Linked DNA regions of Homo sapiens: region 1 is linked to region 2. Evidence: chromatin contacts called from ENCODE Hi-C data. All regions are on one chromosome and are shown on one strand. Each heading gives the region's core, a stretch centred on a gene start or an enhancer-like site at or near the end of the contact. The rest is flanking DNA. Distances are from core to core; before and after follow the strand shown. Region 1 has its middle 13 kb from the start of LINC01812. Region 2 holds the start of LOC105369167 (a long non-coding RNA gene).

Region 1 (6,555 bases), core at 3,574-6,073, 2.1 Mb before region 2:
GAATGCAATGCAGGCATGTACAAGGGGTGTGTGTGTGTCTGTGTCTGTGGAGAGTGAGGGTGGTATGGAGGATAGGACATTTATAAGAATATCTGGCATGTTGGTGGTAAGTTTGCCAAGAAGGTTTATGCTATCTTTGTGCGTGTGTGTGTGTGTGTGTGTGTGTGTTTGTTTGTTTTGAGATGGAGTCTCACTCTGTTGCCCAGGCTGGAGCTCAGTGGCATGATCTTGTCACTCTGCAACCTCCACCTCCAGGGTTCAAGCCATTTTCCTGCTTCAGCCTCCCAAGTAGCTGGGATTTCAGGCGCCTGCCACCACACCGAGCTAATTTTTGTATTTTTAGTAGAGATGGTGTTCCACCATGTTGGCCATGCTAGTCTCAAACTCCTGACTTCAAGTGATCTGCCTGCCTCGGCCTCCCAAAGTGCTGGGATTACTGGTGTGAGCCACCACACCTGGCCCATACTACCTTTCTTGCATGTCGAAATACAAAGATAGCTCGTTTCCAGCCAACCTAAGAGGTTTTCTAGGAGAATATATACATATACACACATAAACCTACACATATACGTACACATACATATACACATACACAACATAAACATATGTATATACACATTTGCATATATATACAAATATATTAAAATATATCCTAGATAAAAGATTTTAAAACAGTCTTCATGAATGTATGTATTTTGGGTTTTAGGACAGATATTTGGTCTTCTTTCAGCATATACATCTGTTAAAGATTTTTCTTCTTGGATAATAGGTTTAGTCTGCAGAGCATTGTCTTTCTTTCCTTTGGATTATTTTGCTCTTCACCCAATGTATTTTTGACCTCGATGGCACCTGCCTTCTCCTTAGGGGTTGCATACTGTATTGTAGAAAGAAGGGGCTTCAGGGAGAGACTAGGGTGAGTAAATGAGACCAATCTGGGTAAATGTCTTCCTAATTTAATCCTCTTATTGGAAAAGAGTGTTATGAATGAGCCCCCAAAGGTGTGCTTTTCACACACACCAGCCCTAGAGGGAAGAATCATGGCTGTAAATGTACCTGTGTAAGCACCAAGTTAAGTGGTATTTTATTTTTGGTCTCTAGACTAAAGGTAGGTAGTGATTCTACCTGAAGGACTGGAGGTATGTGTACGACATCCCAAGCTGTGACAGTTGGGCAGGTTGAGGGAGCATTGTGAAGACTGCAGCCAGGCTGCAGAGGGCAGTGTGAGACCGTGGCGTTGCCAGTCCTGTGGCAGGGCCAGTGCTGTTCTTAATATAGGCCACCTGTGGTGTTTCAAGATAAATTATGTTAGATGGGGAAACTAGTCTATTGGATTTGCAGTAAATGTGTGCCAGTTAGCTTTACCCCAAAGAAAGTCTTTCTAGGATTTTCCTCTCTTCGCCAATTTCAAGACATTAAGTACTAAGACTGGCTGAGTGGCAAGCTTGTACCCTTTTCACTTTTCAAGCACATGAATGTGTTGTGACAATTGAGATGATATTTGGTGCCTTATGATGCACTACAATTTAACTGCCTTGGGTGCTAATGCAGCTCTGGGTAGGGAGAGACACTTCTTTAATAATAATAACAACTTTGGCACCTTTTTTTCTAGAATAGTAGGAACTGTAGCAAGTTTGCTGCAGGAGCTTTTGCTCTAGAGCTGGTTCTGGGTGTTCAGCATCCTGTGAAGGTGGGATTCCAGGAGGGGAGGATGTTGGTGGCTCTCAGAGAGAGTGGCTGGTCTGGTGTAGAGGTTAAGTGCATGCTTTAAATTCAAATGGACCTGGGTTCAACTCTGCCTCTCTAATTTACTAGGTATAATACCTCTTCATTTTCCTCATCTGTAAGATTTGGATAATTATGGGTAAAGGATTTCCTGGAGTTGCTGGGTTAAGTGAGATAATATATGTGGAATGCTTAGCACAGTGACCCATAGTAGGGAGCCTCTAGAATGTGGTATCATTACTGGCATTCAATTCCAAATATTTATGCAACGCCTGTTAGGGGATTTGATAGTGGACAATGTCAACAACCCCTTACCGTCTGGTCTGGTGAGAAAGACATCGAGTACTTACTGCATCAGAGCAGTACTGAGGGAAGCATAGCACAGTGACAAGAAGCAGGGACTCTGGTGCCACAGTGCCTGGGTTTGAATCCAGTCTGTTACTTCTAGCTGTGTGGCCCTTGGAAGGTCACAGACCCTACTGGTATCTACCTTATGGGATCACTGCAAAGGTTAAATGAGTTAATACAAAATCTTAAAATGTTGCCTGGCATGTAGCAAGTGTCAGCATCACATGACTGCTTCTCATCGCAGAGTGCGATGAGCTTTAAAAGGAAGAAGATCAGGATGCAGGGGAAGTGTATGAGAGAAAGATGTAAGTGAAATTCATCTAGCGAAGTTCCACTAAGGAGGGGAATGAGTCACAAAGTAAATTAGGGGGAGAAAAGGGGAGGTGGATTTACATGTGCTCTTATGACATAATCTCCAAGATACATTGTTAAGGATAAAAAGCAATGGGGCAGGCCAGTATGCATAGCATGCCCCCATTTAGGTAAAAATAAATTTATCAACCTATTGTCTATGTATGCATATATGTATGCATGTATGTGTGTATCATCTCTCTCCACCTATCATCTATGTATCTATTATCTATGTATCTATCTAGCACCTATCTATCCATCCATCTATTTAATCATGTACTATTTTAGGCAAGGTTCACTAAGGGATTGCTAATAGTATTGTTTGGGGGCGGGGGGTGATCTGGGGAATTGTAACAGAAAGAAGAAAAAATAAATAAACTGGAAAAATGATCAAGTAAGAAGATAGACACCTTTATGATCTTCAGGCTAAAAGGCAAATAGGAAAACCAGGCCTAGCTTTAGGTTTCTGGTTAGAGAGTCCATGCTGCTGGTTCCTGGTGGGAATGGGCCTACTAGTCTCACTAATTTATTTTATTTTGGTAAATATAGTTATTTTTATAAAAATGCTATATATACTAATATGAATGGGCCTATTATTTTCAAATAAATACTTAAAATATTTCTTCCTATTTATTTCTAACATGGGAAAGATGATGGATATAACCTATATAAGTAAAAGTTATGTGGGGACATTGGTTATTTTTTATTCTTTGAGACAGAGTCTCACTGTGTCACCCAGGCTGGAGTGCAGTGGTGTCATCTTGGCTCACTGCAACACTGGCCTCTCAGGTTCAGGAGATTCTCCTGCCTCAGCCTCCCCAGTAGCTGGGATTACAGGCACCCGCCACCACACCTGGCTAATTTTTGTGTTTTTAGTAGAGACGGGGTTTCGCCATGTTGCCCAGGCTGGTCTTGAACTCCTAACCTCAAATGATCTGCCTACCTAGCTTCCCAAAATGCTGGGATTACAGGCATGAGCCACTGCACCCGGTCAGGGGCTTCTGATTCCTAACTGGCTTCACATCAGACAGAGGCCAGCATGGTACTTATCAACTGTAACACTTTATGGATCCTCAAATACCATGTGATTTACTTACAGATTTAGTAAGTCCTCTGCTCTCAATACTGTGTTTCCCAGGGATTGCAGCAATTCCTACCCATATTCTCATTGTTAATAGGGCAGGCTGGAGGGCTCCAGGGAAGCTTAGCAGTTCAATGGCTCCTTACAAATACCACTCCTACTACTGTTACTACTGCTACATAATATTTATTGAGCACTTATGTTTTCCAAATACTGTACATGGGCCCACCCTACATTCAGCCACCAGAAGTTATTAGCAGGTGGAGAAGAGCACCCGCCCTCAGAGCTGATTAGAGGTGTACTGGTTGGGTGGTGTGGGGTTGGGGATGGATGGACTGGAAAAATGCTTGCCTGTGATCTGGAGAGCTGAGCAGGTGTGCTCACCTTTTCCTGCTTGGCCTTTCTTGATTTGAGAAAATCCAAACAAAACAAAACTGAGCCCAGCCCAAAGCAACAAGAATTTTCAGTGTGGAGATATCTGGTTTGAAAAGCCTTCTAGCTTAAAGATTGCTGTGGTGTGAATGTCTGTGTCTCTCTCAAATTCATATGTTGAAATCTTAACCCCCAATGTAATGGTATAAGGTGCTGAGGCCCGTTGGGAGATAATTAGGTCCTGAGGCCATTGGGAGATAATTAGGTCCTGAGGGTAGAGCCCACATGAATGGGATTAGTCCCCTTATAAAAGAGACCCCAGAGTGCTAGCTCACTCCTTCTACCATGTGAAGGCACAGAGAGAACCAGGAAATGGGCCTCATAGACACCAGAAATGCTGGCACCTTGATCTTGGACTTCCAGCCTCCAAAACTATGAGAAATTTCTGTTGTGTAGAAGCTACCCAGTCTATGGTATTTTGCTGTAGCAGCCTGAACAGACTGAAACAAAGGCCGACGTGAAACATCCCTCTTTCTCTTCTGCTTGGAGAATGGTAGAGGACCACTTAATACATTTAAAAAAATCTCTCTTAGTTTCATTTCAGTAAAGGAGAGGGGAGGGAAGGAGAGTGTCGACCTTGTAACGGCAGAGCTTCTTCTCTAGGACGTGCCCTACTGAAAAATCACAGCTATTTTGTTTTTTCAGTTTCACTGGGACATGGGACGGACATTGTTTACTTGTTATTTGAAAGCTACAAAAAGGTCTGCGTGACCCCAAGTTTTTCCCTATAGGCCTTCTGTGGTGCCTGCCACGCCCACCATTAGCAGGACTCCTCAGGGACCTCTGGGAGCTGTGTTCACTTTAACTGACTGGACACATTTTCACGCTCATTTGCACAGCTTAGACTCAGGCATTGGTCTCTGTTCAGCACACCAGCCCTCACCCAGTGGCTGGCACCCAGTGCTCTCCAGCTGCTCTGAGTCCCACACCAAGTCCCTCACCACCTGACACATAAATGTTCCTGACCTTAATTCTCACATTAAGACTTATCTGTCCCGTGTCCCAGTTCCCCTGACTGCTTTCCTGGCCTCTAGGTTATTTGTAGGTAACGACTGGGTATTCATTAGATCTGGGGTTTTAAACTGTATTCTAAAGAACCCAAGAGAGCCCACAAAAATGCCTTTGGGGATACAGTAGAGTTGGAAGAGGAACCAGGATGGGTGGGCCCAGGCCTGCAATTGATTATAACAGCATAGCTCCACTTGTGTGTTTTATATACTGCTACCTCCTTATAAGTGTCTCTTTGAAGGGTCTTCTTGCTTTAAAAAATACTTGGGGGGCACTTCATGAGACTAGCTTGTGCAAATAGGCATCAGAATGCCTTTCTTTGAGTTGTCCCTTTCACTGGGAACTTGACAGGGGAAACGATCAAATATGGTTTCATATAAGAGAAGGGGCTAGTGGCTGAGATATATCCTTCCATTTTTTTAATGGTATTTATTGTGAAATAAACTAACAAATGAAAAGGTGCACAAACCAAAATCTCATTATTCAAAAATGGACCACAAAATAAATGCTCACATAACTGCCACCCAGGTCAAGAAATAGAACATGACCTGTACTTCAAAGTTTCATTTACTGCCTCATGCTTCTACCTATCACTGTCCTCTCCAGCTCCCTGGAAAATTAACCCCTCTCCTGAGCTTTGTGGCAATCACTTCCTGGCTTGTCACCTTAGCAGTCAGCCCTAAACATTACACTTTTGTCTTGCCTAGTTTTGAACTTGATATTAATGGAGTAATAAATTCTGGCTTTTTTGTTGTTAAACATTATCATCTTCCTTTCTTCCTCACTACTCTCCTCTTCCAAGAAATGCATTCTACAAATATGAGGAAGGATTGCAGTAATATTAATATTTCCACATAAGAAGACTGAATAATCAGAAAAAGTAGTCAAATAACAATGATTCTTAACAAATGTCTACAGCTTGGAGGTAATTATAGCGGGCAGGTATTAAAGCAAATACGGTGTCATAATTAACATTTATGAAATAATGTTCACAGGAAGAACTTTCTATTTTAACTTCACAGATTCTTACAATTCTTGAGAAGCAGGTGTATGGCAAACAGAAATGTTTGCAGCTTTTTCATCTTTCTGTTCTCTTCTAAAATATCCTTGGTAAGGACACAAAGGGACATGCATTATTCTAGGGTTGTCCAGAAAGGCAGGGGCAACTGGAAATGTGAGCGTCCCTCTCTGACTTGGGTCTGGCCTTCTGCCCCTATGGCCCCTGCCTCTTTCTGATGGTAAATGTGGAGAGATGGTGATGGTTGGTTTGTCACAAATAGTTTTCAGTTTACCAAAGTGCACCCAGCTTTCTCTGAATCTCTTTGAAATGCTTTTAGGGCAACATGAAGAATGGAATTCAACAATTCTCCACAGCTGCAGTCAGAATACAGTGACCCCAAGAGCAGCTGGGGGCAGTTATTTTCATGTTTTGTAGTTGCTGTTTCCTTAAAAGCTTTTTCAGAATGTTCTGGAAGGTCCTGTGGCATCCATATTACGAAAGACTGCGTGTGGGGCAGACTCTTGGATTCCAGGTCCTCATCCAAAATTTGGCAAATATTTGTCTCCACTTCTCACCAGCAACATGTTATCTCAGAAGTACTTCCCTGTGCCCT
Region 2 (6,354 bases), core at 1-2,500:
CATTCCAGAACTCAGTTATGTGGTTCATCTAGATGCATAGGGAGCTGGGAAACATAGCTTTGCTTTGTGCACAGGAAGGACAAAAGAACTGTATATTGGTGAATTGTAGCAATTTCTACCACCCTGGCTCTGCCCATCAATTCAGAAAACATTTGGTAATGTATTTTCTATGTCAGACACTCTGTCAAGGACTAGAGTAAATGGTGAGCAGTACATTGCCCTTGAGTAATCACAGTCTAACGAGAGAGAAGAATGGGTAAATTAACAATTATTATATACCATGATAAATGTTATAACAGAGACATTTGCTGAGTGCTGAAGGCACCCAGAAAAGAAGCAAGTTTAGGGAAGTTTCAGTTACATTTGAACTGAGTCTTGAAGTAGAGTGATCATAGCTGATGTTTTTTAATCACTTTCCACTCACCAGGCACTATTCTAAGCACTTTTCATGTATTAACTCACTTAATCATCACAACAACTCTAACAGGAAGGTGTTATTATTATATCCACAGATGAGGAAACTGAGGCATAGTGAAGTTAAGTCCCTTGCTCAGGGTCTCATTCTTTGCTAATGACAGAGACGAGATTTGGACCTAGACAGTCTATCTCCTAAAACCACTCTTTCAACCAACAACACTATACAGAGAAGCAATAGACGTTCACCAGAGAGGAAGGTGGGGGCCCTCTCTGCTTATGTAGGGCCTGTGTCAGCATGTCTAGAACAATGACATCAGAAAAGTACTTCCTGGTGTTGAGAAGCATGCCCTGGTAAGGTCTCACCACACCCTTACCGCCTGTGCCATGCAGCTATGGGTTTCACAAACAGAGTGAGGGATGACCCTTGCAAGGCAGGGAGGATGCCAGGACGTTAGGCAGATGGGCCAGACTGGAATAAGGAACCCGGATGTTAATAGTAGATAATCCTACTAAGGCATGGCCAGTGGCCAAGGAAGGTAACCAAAGAGGCTGATTTATTTTTACAAATGTATTAAGATATTATTAGGTTCAATATAAATTAATCTCATGCTGAATATTAATAACATCAGACTCTGGCCATTCCCGATTCCATGCTGACCATACACACTCGCTTCCTATGTGTGGTAAAGGCTTCTAGTGCTCACCTATACCCTTCTCTCCTCCTGTCACTCAGGAAGTCTCCACTCCCCAGGTCTCTTGCAGTTAGGTATGACTATGTGACTAGTCATAGCCAGTGAAATGTATGCAGAAGTCATATGAGTTTCTCCTGGGCCACAGCATAAGGAAGTGACCTCTAGTCCTTTGCCTTGGCAACCCTGGAGGCCACCTGTTGAGATGGCAGCATAACAAGACAGAGGGAGTGCTGCCCAGAGAATCGCCTAACCCATATAGGACTTTATGCAAGCAAGAAATAAGCCTTTGTTGCCTTCACTCCCTAAGATTTCTGAGTTTATTTATTAATGCAGCACTACCTGGTGAGTGTATTAATATATTATATTTCAAGCCTATGCCCATCACTGGTTTTGCTTTTACTTCTGCTTTGACACTGGAACTCATGCCAAACTCCTTTCATTATTCAGCCAAGATTGCGTCTGTTAAATCTAATCCAGTAGTATGCAGATACAGTGACTTCTTAAGTTGTTTATTAATGTTCACATTTCTTTTTTTTTTCTTTCTTTTTTTGAGAAGAAGTCTCACTCCACTGCCCAGGCTGGAGTACAGTGGTGCGATCTCAGCTCACTTCAACCTCCACCTTCCAGGTTCAAGCAATTCTCCTGCCTCAGCCTCCCAAGTAGCTGGGATACAGGCATGTACCACCATGCCCAGCTAAATTGTTTTTGTTATTTTTAGTGGAAACAGGGTTTTACCATGTTGGCCAGGCTGGTCTCAAACTCCTGACCTCAAATGATCCAGCCACCTCGGCCTCCCAAAGTGCTGGGATTACAGGTGTGAGCCACCGTGCCCAGCCAATGTTCACATTTTTCAATGAAGCTAGAAACAAAACTCCTTGACTACCACTTGGAATGTCACTGTCTGAGTTTGATGTCATAATGGCCACAGAGTCTGAGCTATCTTCTAACACATCCCCTGCTCTAAGTGGAAATTTAACAAGATGAACTTTCCAGTAATGAGGCTTGACAGCGCTGCCACCACCAGAAGCGGAAGCAGTCAGGTCAGAAGGAAGGCTGCTAACTTCCTCACAGAAGTGTTGATTAGGCTTTGCGCTACTAGCCTGCTCATGGAGGGAGCCTCATCAGTCCTCTTCTGAACACTGTGAATCCTTCCTTATCCTCCCTTCCCCCCTGCCCCCACACACACACACAAATTCACACTTAAGATATTACCAAATTGCAACATCTAACATTTCTCAAAGAAGCTATTTCCAATGCAGGTGTGCCCCCACATTATGAGAAAAGTACATTCAAGAAGTGTCATATATAAATCCAGTCAGTGGAGAATGATATCATTTGGTAAATTCCCATTTGTTTTGTGTGTTTCCTTAAAGAGAGATGTACACACATCTATAATTCCAGCTTCAACTTAACGACTTTCAGACAAAACACAGGGGAAAATATTAATTACAGGAAAGTGTCTTTTAATCTCTAGTACCAGTAGGGTAGTCAGACACCAGTCATAGGCATACAGAAAAATATGCTTCCTGTCATCATGGTTACTTTCAGAAACACACACTGAAGATTAGCACCAAAACAGGAACTCAGAGACAACCAGGCTCAAAAACAAACAAAATGCAGAAATTATGTAATTGCCTAAAAGCCATGAAGTCACTTAGCTAAATATTTTAAGGAATAGCATTACCTAAAATAATAATCATCCTCACTTGACTAATAACATTTCATTTTCAGGGCATAAACAAACCCCAGTTTCAAATGATTAGTAGTCCAAGTCAGATGCCTTGAAATCCATCCCAGCCCTCATTTCCACTCATACTGTTTCCACCCATTCCTTCACCCTACCCATTCCCAGAGCTTCCATCTTAGATTTTGATGATGCTAGCTGGAGGTATAGATTCAGATTACCACATAATTATTATTGTACTATATTATCTTCTAGGTGATATTTTTATATTTGCTTTTATTTTAATAAAGAGAAATTAAAGCATTTATATATAGTCTCTAATATTTATAATTATCTAGATATATAAATAAATATACATTAACTGGCTTCAGTGTTTACTCCCAACCTTTTTTATACTCTAGCTTTCCTATTTTAATCCTTCACTCTAGCATCTATCATCCTTGGTCACCTGGAATTTATCTTCAAGCATTTTTTCAACAGAGATTCATGTTAAATCTTGCCCAGGAAAATTGCCTATCATATAATTTTTTTGAAACGTGGTCTACAGAGAATATATTTCTGTCACTTTCACACATAAAAGACAACCTGGCTGGGTATAAAATTCTTGAATCACAGCCTTTTATAAACAAAACTCTACAGATATTGCTTTTATATAACTATCACAGAGTGGTGTGATTATAGGAGGTTTTATCTTTCTTTTTGTTGGCATTTTGGCATTATTTTATTTGTTCCACACTGAACGCAGGTTGTTGTAATTTTTTAAATTAATAAAAACAAATAAAATCAAAAGATTTGTGCTGAGTAACTTACATTCCCACATTCTGCTGGATGTTGAGAGGCACGCCAATAATCACTGTTGTCAAGGAGGCACTAACTCAACTGTAAGTCACATATTAATGATATAAATGAATGATGTGGCTACAGAAGTAATTTTACAATTTATAAAAATACAATATGGACACAATTTAATATTCTCTAGGGGAAAAAAACAGTAGTGCATTTGGAATACCTAATAAAATAAAAACATCAGAGTCCTCAAACTGAACCATGATCTTCCACAAGGCAAGATTCTGAAATCTGAAGTCCACAGGGTCTCACAACAGTTAAGCTGTAGTTCTGGCCTCCTTCAGGCTGCACAAACATATTACCTCTTTATTCAGAAATATTAGAACCCTCACTACCACCGGAAGAAAAAAGATACGTCAAAACTGAATACACTTTGAAGGAGGTCAGATAGAGGACTACAGCAGTTATTAGAAACATACTGTGTTCAGACAGCCTGGGTTTTAGTCTGGCTGTACCATGTTACTACAATCTGTTTATACTCACAACACTTCTGACGCCAAGTGTGTGGGTTTTTCCACACCAACAACTAATTTTCAACTCCCCAGACACCAACTACAATTTAATTCAATCCTACAATTTAATTCCATTTTCTAATGCTATCTATGTGGAGTTAGCATCAGATCCCACAAGGCCTCAGTCCCATAAGACAGCCCCCATATCAGATGCTAATCACAAGTCCCAAGCTTCCCATACTTCTGACCAACCAGCTATAAGCTGGGGGTTTTTTTGAACCCTTCTCAGGTTTGATAAATTGAAAGAACAGCTCATAGGATTCAGGAAAGCAGTTTAGTGACTAATACTGGTTTTTTACAAAAGGATACAACTCAGGAGGAGCCAAATGGAAGAGATGCAGAGAGCAAGGTATATGGGAAGGGACACAAAGCTTCCATGTCTTCCCATGTCATCTCCTGAACTCTAGCCTTCTACCACCTCAATGTGTTCACCAATCCAGAAGCTCACCAAACCCTGTTGTTAAGGATTTTTATGTTGTTTAGGTTTCCTGTGTTCCATGACACAGGCATGGTTGATTAAATCATTGGCCATTGGTGATTGAATTCAATCTCCATCCCTCTCCCTCTCCAGAAGTCAGGGTGAGGGACTGAAAATTCCAATTCTCTAATCAAGTGATTGGTTCCTCTAGCAACCAGCCCCCATTCCGAGATTATCTTGAGGCTCACCAAGAGTTACCTTATTAGCATTATTAGCATTATATAACTCAGGTATGTTTGAAAATGGCTTATCATGAATAACAAAAGATGCTCCTTTCACCCCTATCACTCAGGAAAGCACAAGAGTTTCAGGAGCTCTCTTTCAGGAACTAGAGACAAAGACTAAAAATATATTTCTCATTGTATTACAATATCACACAATGTGCTATTTGTAAGTGACCCTGAGCAAATTGCTTCCTATGTGCCTTCATCTTCTCATCTGCAAAATCCAGATAAAAGTAATCTCTCCTTGTGGGACTGTTGTAAGAATTAAATGAGTTAAAATAAAGCACAGTACCTGGCATCTAGAAAGTGTGAGTCAAGTATTTACAATGAGCAAAATGAGTCACACAATATACAAGTTGCATGTGGACCTTCATTATTTGACATGTTCTCCAGGAACGCCTATGATCAGCAAGGTGGGAGGGCAGGTGTTCTTCTTCCCATCCCAAGCCAGTGAAGCAAGCTGAGGGAAGGTGATGGGGGCTAGTTCAAGTCATGGGATGGATTGGTGTCACAGCCAGAGCCAGATTTTCCACGCTACTGTGCTGTTTCCTGCATCACCTTTCAAACTGCCCTGCCATCAAGTCTGGTCATTCAGCGATGGTGCCGCTGAGGACCTTGTTGCCCAAATCCCAGGTGAACATGCCCATAATTTTCAAGGTAAGTAGAGAAACAGTCCTTAAAATATTCCCCTACAAAATGAGAAAACCCTACTGCAGTTTTGTTGGTTTTGTAAATGATTGTTTGTTTGTCAGAGTACAGGGGATATTTAGTTTGTTCATCTATCTAGGAATTGTAGATTTCTCAACTTACTTTCAAGAGGAAGTTGGTCCAAAGCCATGACTCAAAGTCCCACGTGAAGATTCAACATTGCTATTTAAAGCAACTACAGTGAAGTCAAGAAGGAGTTGTTCATTTCACCTAGCACATTTTAAGAGTTGGAGTCTCTCAGCCTCGTGGTCTCCCAATTAATTTGTTGGCACAGTTAATCTAAATGAAAGGGAGGATTTTATTCTCACATCCATTAACCTGTAGTAGGAAAATCCATGAGGCTCAACACCTTGGAACATCCCCTCCACCCCCACAGTAGTAGCAAAGAACCTCTAAAGGGGAGAACAGTAAGAATATGAGCTCTGGAGGCTCCTCCACCTTCCATCCAGCCAAGCCTGCACACATGACTTAACCTCTCTGAGCAAAGTGTTTTCTGCATAATAGAGTTGTAATAGTACCTACTTCATAAGGTTGTTACGAGGATTAAATGGGAAAATATACCTAAGGCACTTAGCACTGTGCCTTGCATATTTATCATGGGCTCCATTATCACTCCATGCTCAAGGATGGAATCGCTATAAATCCTGCCATACCAAGCGATGGACAAAGACACTGTGCCAACCGTACTGGCTTCCGTCTGTTTACCTGAAGAACTTTCTGTTTCATAATATATAATGGGTTATTTATGTATAACCTGTGTTCCCAGGACAAGCTCTTGTTTCATGGTTTTTGT

Evidence for each region. A loop is a pair of places that touch in the nucleus more often than their neighbours do. Pooled maps may share reads with other maps.
Region 1: a map of heart right ventricle shows a loop between it and region 2 (5-fold over the local background). The contact joins two enhancer-like sites. A Hi-C loop is called at or near these places in 16 of 168 maps with a recorded cell type or tissue (Right ventricle myocardium inferior, chondrocyte, heart left ventricle and 4 more) and 22 of 50 pooled maps.

What each region holds. Positions count from the first base shown.
Region 1 is chr2:67,835,324-67,841,878 of GRCh38, reverse strand. No RefSeq gene overlaps it. Among named protein-coding and RNA genes, the nearest start is that of LINC01812, 13 kb to the right of the region's middle. Within about 2 kb of position 4,823, at least 2 of the 41 ENCODE cell types and tissues checked have a DNase peak (open chromatin) inside an H3K27ac peak, as active enhancers do.
Region 2 is chr2:65,723,872-65,730,225 of GRCh38, reverse strand. LOC105369167 (a long non-coding RNA gene) reads right to left here and starts at 4,894. Exons shown (of 3, transcript XR_940196.2): 1 at 4,461-4,894; 2 at 3,604-3,646. Within about 2 kb of position 1,250, at least 3 of the 41 ENCODE cell types and tissues checked have a DNase peak (open chromatin) inside an H3K27ac peak, as active enhancers do.